2 separate regions of the Homo sapiens genome follow, and region 1 is linked to region 2. Evidence: chromatin loops called from intact Hi-C (ENCODE). Cell type or tissue: ascending aorta. All regions are shown on one strand. Each heading gives the region's core, and the rest is flanking DNA. Links, peaks and the distances in the headings are about the cores only. Region 1 overlaps LINC00858 (long intergenic non-protein coding RNA 858). Region 2 overlaps CCSER2 (coiled-coil serine rich protein 2).

Evidence for each region. A loop is a pair of places that touch in the nucleus more often than their neighbours do. Peaks named below come from ENCODE experiments on the same cell type or tissue, not always from the same donor. Only the 100,000 strongest peaks of a DNase experiment are listed, where the experiment ranks them.
Region 1: it touches region 2 in a loop (3-fold over the local background); 5 of 110 quality-filtered maps call a loop at or near these places.

What each region holds. Positions count from the first base shown.
Region 1 is chr10:84,293,561-84,298,936 of GRCh38, reverse strand. It overlaps LINC00858 (long intergenic non-protein coding RNA 858), which reads right to left. Exons shown (of 6, transcript NR_038220.1): 6 at 4,278-5,376. Among named protein-coding and RNA genes, the nearest start is that of LINC00858, 16 kb to the right of the region's middle. RefSeq lists enhancers at 562-1,062, 3,804-4,043. In ascending aorta, for the core only: no CTCF peak of the experiment used is centred there; a DNase peak (open chromatin) is centred at 2,176; H3K27ac peaks cover 3,123 bases.
Region 2 is chr10:84,344,226-84,349,601 of GRCh38, reverse strand. The region is part of intron 1 of CCSER2 (coiled-coil serine rich protein 2); the gene reads right to left. Among named protein-coding and RNA genes, the nearest start is that of CCSER2, 18 kb to the right of the region's middle. In ascending aorta, for the core only: no CTCF peak of the experiment used is centred there; no DNase peak of the experiment used is centred there; H3K27ac peaks cover 1,697 bases.

The DNA.
Region 1 (5,376 bases), core at 115-5,114, 51 kb after region 2:
CGAGACTCCGTCTCAAGAAAAACAAACAAACAAACAAGACAAAGGGACGGCAATGGGTTGATGGGCCCCTCACAGAGGGTGTAACTGAGGACACATCCCAGGTCCAGCCTTGCTGTGGTGATGCATCGTTCTTTAAACCTCCATTCCGTTTTGGGCAACAGAAGCCCCCCGTCTGAACAACAGGATCTCCTGCCCCACTCCCATCCCTTTCTATGACTCCAGTGTCTTCCCTTAGTCTGATTCTTTCATCCTGAGCAGTCCCCAGGCTTCAGCAGATGGTCAGGAAGCCCCCCATTGAAGACGTTCCCTGTGCATCCTGGGATGGGAGGGACTTCGGTGCTCAGATACCAGGGGTCCAGGTTGACACTACCACTGGGTCAGCTTTTCTTGTCAACTTCCCTCCCAGTGTGACCCTTGGGCTCTTCTGCCTCCTTAAATTATGCACCTGTTACATCAAGCATCGCCACCCACATCTCCCAAGGACAAACACTAGTACCAACTGTCAGGGACCATGCCCAAACCCACAATGAGGAAGGAGCCCTTTCCTTAACATCCTCATAATTAGGAGCACGCCTCCCTTTTTCCTGGGAGTCAGTACACCACATTGTTATGCTGCGCCTGTGTCCTGTTTGGCTTGCTTCCTGCCTTTTGGGGCCAGCCTGAAAAATAAAAAAGCCACATTATGCTTCAAAGGAGGCTCCCTTGGTTACCCTGAGAGGGGCTGTGAAATGGCCTTTCCAAAAAGACCTTCATTTAGTTTTTAGCCAAGAGTCTTTGTTCTCCCAAGTCCTTCTGAAGGAAAGGGAGATAATAGCCAAGGATGTGTTACATGTTTCGTATTTTACATATATTGGTGGAAAACAGGCTGGAAGAAAATATACCGGTATTTTAGCCGTTGTTATCTCTGGATATGAATGTAGAAGTGATACTTTTTCTTTTTCATACTTTTCTGCATTTTTCTTTCTTTTTTTATTCGTTTTGGTTATTTTCTTTTTTCCCTTTCTCTCTTTCCTTCCTTCCCTCCCTTCCTTTCCTTCCCTCCCTTCCCTTCCCTTCCCTTCCCTTCCCTTCCCTTGCCTGCCTGCCTGCCTGCTTGCCTTCCTTCCTTCCTTCCTTCCTTCCTTCCTTCCTTCCTTCCTTTCTTTCTTTCTTTCTTTCTTTCTTTCTTTCTTTCTTTCTTTCTTTCTTTCTTTCTTTCTTTCTTTCTTTCCTTTTTAGACAGAGTCTTGTTCTGTCACCCAGGCTGGAGTGCAGTGACACGATCTTGGCTAATTGCAATCTCTGTCACCTGGGTTCAAGCAATTCTCCTGCCTCAGCCACCCAAGTAGCTGGAATTATAGGCATGCACCACTAAGTCCAGCTAGTTTTTGTATTTTTAGTAGAGATGGGGTTTTGCCATTTTAGCGAGGCTGGTCTTGAACTCCTGGCCTAAAGTGATTTGATCACCTTGGCCTCCCAAAGTGCTGGGATTACAGGCATGAGCCACTGCGTTTGGCCCACTTTCTGCATTTTTCTAATTGCAGAAACTATATCTAATTTTTGAAACTATGTTCACCATCTGGCCAGGCACCATGGCTCACACCTGTAATTTCAGCACTTTGGGAGGCAAAGGCGGGCAGATCACTTGAGGTCAGGAGTTCAAGACCAGACTGGCCAATGTGGTGAAAACTCATCTCTACTAAAAATACAAAAAAATTAGCCAGGCATGGTGGTGCATGCCTGTAGTCCCAGCTACTCGGCAGGCTGAGGCAGGAGAATCGTTTGAACACAGGAGGTGGAGGAGATTGAGCCACTGCATTTCAGCCTGGGCGACAGAGGGAGACTGAAAAAAAAAAAAAAAGAAAAGAAAAGAAAGAGAGAAAGAGAAACTATATCCCCATGAAATGCTATTTAACAAATGTTTAAAACTATTTAAATATATATAACATAGCAGGAGTAAAAGAGGTCATTTTGAGTTTGAACTGGAGTCGGATCTATGTGGACACATCTGCCACTGGTGTGCTGGGAGCAGAGGCCTCCTTTGTGAGGATGGGCACCCCAGAATGTCAGAGATGGTTAGTCACAGCTGTTTCCCTAGCACCAGCAGTAGGCACTCAAAATATGTTTTTAAAACACATTAGTGAGTGAATGACGGGGGAGGAATTCCTGTAGGTTGAGCCTGATCCAGTCAGGAACTTGGTTGGCACCAGGGAGGCAGCCAGACTAGGCGTCCCTCAGCTTTGTCTCTCAGCCCAGCCTTTAATGTCCTGGGAGAACAGGATGTTGTAAGTAAAGACGGAAAGGCCGTCATTATAACAACAAACAATCTTGCTTTAGAGCTGCACGAAGAAAATGCATCACAGAAGGCAGGGAAAGTATATTCACTGCCCTGCTTCTCTGTAGGCCACCCACATTCTTTGGCAAAGGGGACTTCTCTGTGAAACAGAGATGAAGCCCATTCCCTGGAACTAAGGTGCTTGGTGAAGCAACAGTAGCAGCCAGCAGCTTAAACCTGGTTTTAAGCACGCTGGAGGCGGCTTCGACTTTGTTTTCACCATGTAGGCTACTGTTACAAAACTTCATTAGAGAACAAGACACGCTTAAATTTTTCTACTTGTGGGGAGGGTAGTGGCAGTTTCTGTTTGTGTTTCCTCCCACCCCCACTTGGTCAAGCCTAAAGCTTATTCTTGAGCATCAGGAAGCAGAAGCACAATGGGAAGTGGGACTTTCCACTACAATCATCCTTGAGTATGAGGTCTGGGGGCTAATCCTTTCTTGTTCACATGTACAGATTAACAATGCAATGCCCATATGGGTGTTCACAGCATTTTTGCCAAACCCCCAGGCTCTCTGGGACAGAGACCTTACTATTTGGTTCAGGTGACTACTTTCTTCACTCCTCGGTGATGTACCTGCATGAAATGTCCCCAGTCATCATTGCTCGGCAGTCAGAAACTGAGGAAGGTGGATGTTCTCAGTCCAGTGGGTCTCTGGACATCAGTTGTCCACTTGAGGTACAGGAACAAATCTCTTTTTTTGTTTGTTTGTTTTAATTTTTTTGTTTTTTGTTTTTTGTTGCTCTTGTTGCCCAGGCTGGAGTGCAGAGACACAATCTTGGCTCACTGCAACCCCCGCCTCCCAGGTTCAAGCGATTCTCCTGCCTCAGCCTCCTGAGTAGCTGGGATTAGAGTTGCCCGCCACCACACCTGGCTAATTTTTGTATTATTAGTAGAGATGGGGGTTTGCCATGTTGGCCAGGCTGGTCTCGAACTTCTGAGCTGGTGATCCACCCACCTTGGCCTCCCAAAGTTCTAGGATTACAGGTATGAGCCACCACACCCGGCCCAGGAACAAATCTTTCTTACTTCATTTTTATCTCTAGGTTATGGAAAGGGGTGATGGGGGTGGGGGAGGATCCTCTGCATTGTCTTCCCTAAAAAATAGGATCAACTGGGGAGACTTGTGAGCATCCCTTGGAAGCAAAGATGGACTGAACATACCTGTCTAGGTGTCCACATACTCTCTTCAGACCCTGTGAAGGCTAATTTTTCTTGTCAACTTGGCTAGGCGATTGGGGCCAGTTGTTTGGTCAACTAGTCTGGATGTTGTTAGGAAGGCATTTTGTAGATGTGATTAACATTTACAATTGGCAGACTTTAAGTAAAGCAGATTACCCTCCATGATGTGGGTGGGCCTCATCCAATCAGATGAAGGCCTTAGGAGCAAAAGCTGAGGTGTCAGGGGAAGAAGGCATTCTGCCTCAAAACTGACATAGAAATCCTGTCTAGATTTCCAGCCCACTGGTCTGCCCTGCAGACTTTGGGCCCAAGATTACAATTTCAACTCTTGTCTGAATTTCTATCCAAAGGGCCTGCCCTAGATTTCAGACTTGCCAGCATCCACAATTGCATGACTCAATCCCTTAAAATAAATCTCAATCTTTCTCTTTCTTATTGTTTCTGTTTCTCTGAAGAACCCTGACTGAAACTGACAAAGCCTCTCTCATTGACCACACTCTGAGCCCTCTTCTCAACTAGGCCTCCTCCATGGCCTGCTGAGCCCAGTTTTAGCAAAAATTCTGCTGAGGCAGTTTATTGGGAATCCCCCCTGCCCTTGATATCTAATCAGGTCTCTCTCCCCTATCCCAAGTTCCCCATAGTAATTCTCTGTCCTCTGCCTCACTGGGCCCACTGGCTCTAAAGCCCCACTTGTCCCTGTTTGTATTTGAAGTTGAGTTCCATCTCTCTCCCTGTCCCCTTCTGTTTGGGCTGCTATAACAAAATATCATCAACCAGAAGGCTTATAAACAACAGAAATTTATCTCTCACAGTTCAGAAGGCTCAGAAGTCCATGGTCAGGACATCAGCAGATTCAGTGTCTGGTAAGGGCCAATTTTCTGGTTCGTGGATGATGCTTCCTGGCTGTGTCCTCATATGATGGAAAAGGTGAGGGGTCTCTCCCAATGCCTCTTTTAGAAGGGCACTGATCTCGTTCATGAGGGCTCTGGCCTATGACATAATCATCCCTTAAAGTGCCCACCTCCTAATTCCTTCATCTTGGAAGTGAAGTTTCAACTTATGAATTTGAGGGAGACACAAACATTGAGACCATAGCACTTACCTATTGCAATGCTCTTAAATAAACTGTCTTGCCATTTTTAACAAGTGTTTGGTGAATAATTTCTCTTTAATAATACAGACCCTATACCTAATGCCAGTAACTATAAGGACTTTATAATACTCCAGAGTCAGACTCAATTTCTCATCTGGCTGCTGCCTCCTGTGTTCCCACAGCAATCTGAAGTACTGAAGTCAAAAACAGCACATGGGCCTTGCAGCATCTGGGGTGCAGCAAGCAGGGTGAAGGGGGAGACTGCCTTAGAATGGAGGGTGGCAGCTCCAAGGAATGGGAAAGCTTCTCAATCCCTTTGGTCTAAGTGGGAAAACAAAAGAGCTGGCAGCAATCTGGGGTGAGTTAGGGCCCAGGAGCTAAAAAGCAGGCCGGTTTCATGATAACGAGCTTCTTTTTTGTGTAGGATGACTGTAGCAAGTTTATCTGCAAGACCCACAGGGACCTCAGCAATGACACATTGTGGGATAGATTGGGAAGCCAGATTAGGTAATCACAGAGCTGGAGCACCTCTCTAAGAACCAGCTGGGGCTCTGCAGGGGTGTGACAAGTGCTCATCCGGATGAGGGACTCACAGAGACAACTGGCACATTAAACAGATTGCACTGTCATCTTCCTGACAGCACGCCCACAAAGGACCATGCTCAGCTGTCATCTTCAAGTGTGGGAGCAGCTTCCCTCCAAGCCCTGGGCAAGAGGCCACAAGATCCAGGTGGGGACCCAGCCTCAGACAAGTGTCCAGTAGTGGAAACTAGTAGAAAACCAGGA
Region 2 (5,376 bases), core at 126-5,125:
CAAGCAGTCCTCTCATCTCAGCCTCCCTAGTAGCTGGGACTACAGGCACATGCCACCACACCCAGCTAACTTTTTAATTTTTGTAGACGGGGGTGGGCGGGGGAGTGTGGTCTCAGTATGTTGCCCAGGCTGGTCTCGAACTCCGGAGCTCAAGTGACCCTCCTGCCTCCCCAAGTGCTGGGATTATAGGCGTGAACCACTGCACCCAGCCAATAGATGGGTTTCAAGATATATAGGGGAGAGAGAAACTACAGGACTCAGTGATGGGTTAAACTCAAAGGATAAAGTTAAAAGAGAAACCAAATAAGCTTCAGGTTTCTGGCTTGAACAATTAATGGGATTGTGCTGTCATTTTCTGCGACAGGAAGGTTTGTGGGAGGCATGGATGTGGATCAAAACAGGAATCCAACTTTAAGTCACCATGATTGTGTTTAGGCCCTTAATAGAAAGTTTCTACTAAAAATTACTCATGACTCATTCTTTGCTCTTTAAAAAGCAGTCTGTGGAAGGAGAAATACTATAAAGGTGACTGGGCCAATTGAAAAAAAAATTGGAATACAAATGGTAGATTAAACTATTGCGTCAATGTTAAATTTAGTGAAGTCCATACTGTACAATTTTTTTTTAAATCCCTATGACTGGGAAATACATGTTGAAGTATTTAGGAGATAAAGGGCCATAATATGCATATAAACATATATATACCTATTCATATATACATATATATGAAAGAGAGCAAATGGTAAGAAAATGGCAAAAAACATTAACAAGTAAATCTGGATAAAGAGTATTTAGATATTTTTTGTACTAATCTTGGTCTTGCAACATTTCTCTGAGTATAAAATTATTACCAAAAAAACCCAAAACTTTTTTTAAGACAGTCCCAGATTTCTCTTATTCATGCCAAATAATTCAAATTCCTTTAAACTCACCTCATATGTATCTCCCTCCTCAACCTACTCCATCATGTCTCATCCATTACACAGAGTAGTGGCCCCATCAGGGAGACAAGGAACATACACAACATACTCTATATAAATAAATGGCATAAGAAGTGAGGATTCTCCCTCGCCCTCGCCCTCGCCCTTGCCCTCTCCCTCTTCCTCTCCCCACGGTCTCCCTCTCCCTCTCTTTCCATGGTCTCCCTCTCCCTCTCTTTCCACGGTCTCCCTCTGATGCCGAGCCGAAGCTGGACTGTGCTGCCACCATCTCTGCTCACTGCAACCTCCCTGCCTGATTCTCCTGCCTCAGCCTGCCGAGTGCCTGCGATTGCAGGCGCGTGCCGCCACGCCTGACTGGTTTTCGTATTTTTTGGTGGAGACGGGGTTTCGCTGTGTTGGCCGGGCGGGTCTCCAGCTCCTAACCGCGAGTGATCCGCCAGCCTCGGCCTCCCGAGGTGCTGGGATTGCAGACGGAGTCTCCTTCACTCAATGCTCAATGTTGCCCAGGCTGGAGTGCAGTGGCGTGATCTCGGCTCTCTACAACCTCCACCTCCCAGCCGCCTGCCTTGGCCTCCCAAAGTGCCGAGATTGCAGCCTCTGCCCGGCCGCCACCCCATCTGGGAAGTGACGAGCGTCTCTGCCTGGCCGCCCATCGTTTGGGATACAAGGAGCCCCTCTGCCCGGCTGCCCAGTCTGGGAAGTGAGGAGTGCCTCTTCCCGGCCGCCATCCCACCTAGGAAGTGAGGAGCGTCTCTGCCCGGCCACCCATCATCTGAGATGTGGGGAGCACCTCTGCCCCGCCGCCCCGTCTGGGATGTGAGGAGCGCCTCTGCCCAGCCACGACCCCGTCTGGGAGGTGAGGAGCGTCTCTGTCCAGCCGCCCCGTCTGAGAAGGAGCCCCTCCGCCCGGCAGCCGCCCCGTCTGAGAAGTGAGGAGCCCCTCCGCCCAGCAGCCGCCCCGTCTGAGAAGTGAGGAGCCCCTCCGCCCGGCAGCCGCCCGTCTGGGAAGTCAGGAGCGTCTCCGCCCAGCAGCCACCCCATCCGGGAGGGAGGTGAGGGTCAGCCCCCGCCAGGCCAGCCGCCCCGTCCGCGAGGGAGGTGGGAGGCAGCCCCCGCCCGGCCAGCCGCCCCGTCCGGGAGGGAGGTGGGGGGTCAGCCCCCACCCGGCCAGCCACCCAGTCCGGGAGGGAGGTGGGGGGTCAGCCCCCGCCCGGCCAGCCGACCCGTCCGGGAGGGAGGTGGGGGGTCAGCACCCCCCCTCCCCGGCCAGCCGCCCCGTCCGGGAGGTGGGGGGGCACCTCTGCCCGGCCGCCCCTTCTGGGAAGTGAGGAGCCCCTGTGCCTGGCCACCACCCCGTCTAGGAGGTGTACCCAACAGCTCATTGAGAACAGGCCATGATGACGATGGTTTTGTCAAATAGAAAAGGGGGAAAGGTGGGGAAAAGTTAGAGAAATCAGATTGTTGCTGTGTCTGTGTGGAAGGAAGTAGACATGGGAGACTTCATTTTGTTCTGTACTAAGAAAAATTATTCTGCCTTGGGATGCTGTTGATCTATGACCTTACCCGCAACCATGTGCCCTCTGAAACATGTGCTGTGTCCACTCAGGGTTAAATGGATTAAGGGCGGTGCAAGATGTGCTTTGTTAAACAGATGCTTGAAGGCAGCATGCTCGCTAAGAGTCATCACCACTCCCTAATCTCAAGTACCCAGGGACACAAACACTGCGGAAGGCCACAGGGTCCTCTGCCTAGGAAAACCAGAGACCTTTGTTCACTTGTTTATCTGCTGACCTTCCCTCCACTATTGTCCTATGACCCTGCCAAATCCCCCTCTGCGAGAAACACCCAAGAATGATCAATAAAATAAACAAATAAATAAATAAATATATATATATATATAAAAAAAAAGAAATGAGGATTGCCAAGAGGCTTCTTGCAATCTTCCATCTCCCATGAAGTAGCATGTGCTCTCTGAAATGTACTATGTCCTGATCTGTAACAGATGGCTGGATGATAGACTCCTTTCAGTTCTGGATCTACTCTTCTCATGTAATATATAGCAATAAATCTACCAAATTAGCATGATCATGTGATATCTGCAGATTAGATGTTCCTCCTACATATGCCCATGGTTTAGCTGGGTATCCCTAGGTATAGCAATTATTACACTATTTTATTTTTAAAATCATGTTTTCCTGTGTTCTACTTTCTCCACTAGACTGAGACCTCCTTGAAGACAAGCAGCACAAAATATTTAGTTTTTTTTTTTTTAATTCCTAAAGATTATTCTAATACATGGCTGGGTGCGGTGGCTCACGCCTGTAATCCCAGCACTTTGGGAGGCCAAGGTAGGCGGATCACCTGAGGTCGGGAATTCAAGACCAGCCTGACCAACATAGAGAAACCCCGTCTCTACTAAAAGTACAAAATTAGCCAGGCGAGGTGGTGCATGCCTGTAATCCCAGCTACTCGGGAGGCTGAGGCAGAAGAATCGCTTGAACCCGGGAGGCAGAGGTTGCGGTGAGCCGAGATTGCGCCACTGCACTCTAGCCTGGGCAACAAGAGTGAAACTCCGTCTCAAAAAAGATTATTCTAATACATAAAAAGACACTTAATAAAAGCTATTGGGTGAAGAAATAAATATCACTGAAAAATCTTTCTTATGATTGCAGCTCTACTAAACATTACTTTTTTTGCCCTTGGATACAGCAGTATGTAGAAAGTCTTACTCTAATTCAATAGCAAAGGAGACATAACTTCTAGGGGTTGCTGACAAACAAGTGAAAATGCCTATGACCTTATACACAATCCCAAAATCTTGTTTACTTCAATAATTATCATTATAATTTTATAAAATATGATTAATAAAAAGTAAAATATCTTGGGCCTGAGTCTCAACCACACCTTAAAATTAAAGTACATTATATTTAACCCACAGTTCAATTGGTCAATACAACGTAAGGAACACTTCAGTGACAAGAAAACATGTCATAATCTAGACCTTTGTTCTCTATTATAAAATAATCTAAGTAAAATTATGTAAGGTAAGAACATTCAACTGAGTAAACAAATTAAAATCTAATCATTTTACTGGGAAAGGGCAGTTTTTCAAATGCCACAACGAAACTTGCCAAATAGAAGAGTACTCAACAAGAATGTACATAAAGTACTCCAAAAACAAAACTGTGTAAATAGACATGTATCTTTATCCAAAATGATTAGATGGTAACATTCAAAATGTCCCAGTACCAAATGTCAAAATACTAAATGCTTTTAAAGTATGTTTCTGAGTTGTATTAAGAGGAGGAAAATACAATGTTTCTTACTCAGCTAGGTATCCTGTCCATATTCTTGCTGTCAATTCTCCTAGTTCCCTTAAGATCTCCCCAACTCATGGAATATAATGCACGTGATAATTTGCAATAGTTCTCAAACCCGTCCTGTCCTCTCCTCATTTCTTAATCTAGAATCTTACTAGCTAGTATTCTAGCACAGGCCTACTTAATTTTCCGCCTTCAGTTTCTTCCCCTTCAATCCATTTTTTACACTTTTCCTGAGATTAGTATTCAAAATTCTAATTCCGATCATATCACTCTTCAATTTTAAAATCCTTCAATAACTCTCTGAAGTACAAATACCTAAAAACAGCAGCTGATATTTATTAAGTACTTGTGTGCCAGGTACAAATGTTACCTAATTTAAACCTCACAATCCTACAGTGTAGATATTTTTATTATTCTCATTTTGCACATTTAAGGAAATTGAAACTTAGGGAAATCACATATAGACACATAGCTAGTGAGTGCGTGCAGCTAAAATTACCCAAGCCTTCGAATTGCGGCTTTGGTATTCCTTTACAGCTGCTCCCTCTCACCACTAACCAACAAACCCTGCCTTCCAACCACACCAAACCACCTCAAGATCTGTAATCATAAGATGCTCTTTCAGGACTCCTTACCAAAGTGCACACTACTCCCTTGACTCAAAATGCCACTTGTCCACCGTGGGAATTCTCTCCAAAGCATTCTTCCTTTCTTTCCCACCTTCCCTAGGGAAAATCCTCTGGACAGAATAACATAAGCCAAAATGATACATACATCCCACTATCAACTTCAAAATGCTATAATACAGAGTACTCAAATAGATTTTCCAAGGTAATGTCCATGTGACAATCTAATGCCAGCCTCATAAACCCCTAAATTCATCAGAGGTAAATAAAGATCAACAATAAAGAAACATATATTCAAAAGATAACATTAAAAAAGAAAAAAATAAAGCAACAGCAAAAACTAACAAAAAAAAAACCTTTAATACTTTTGTAAAATATTCACAAAATATAAATTCAGATATTTTGAAATATGTGCAAAATACATTTAGAATGAGAGAATCTTAAGTTTTAAAGTAGAAAATACTGCAAATCTGGACTTTTCTTTGA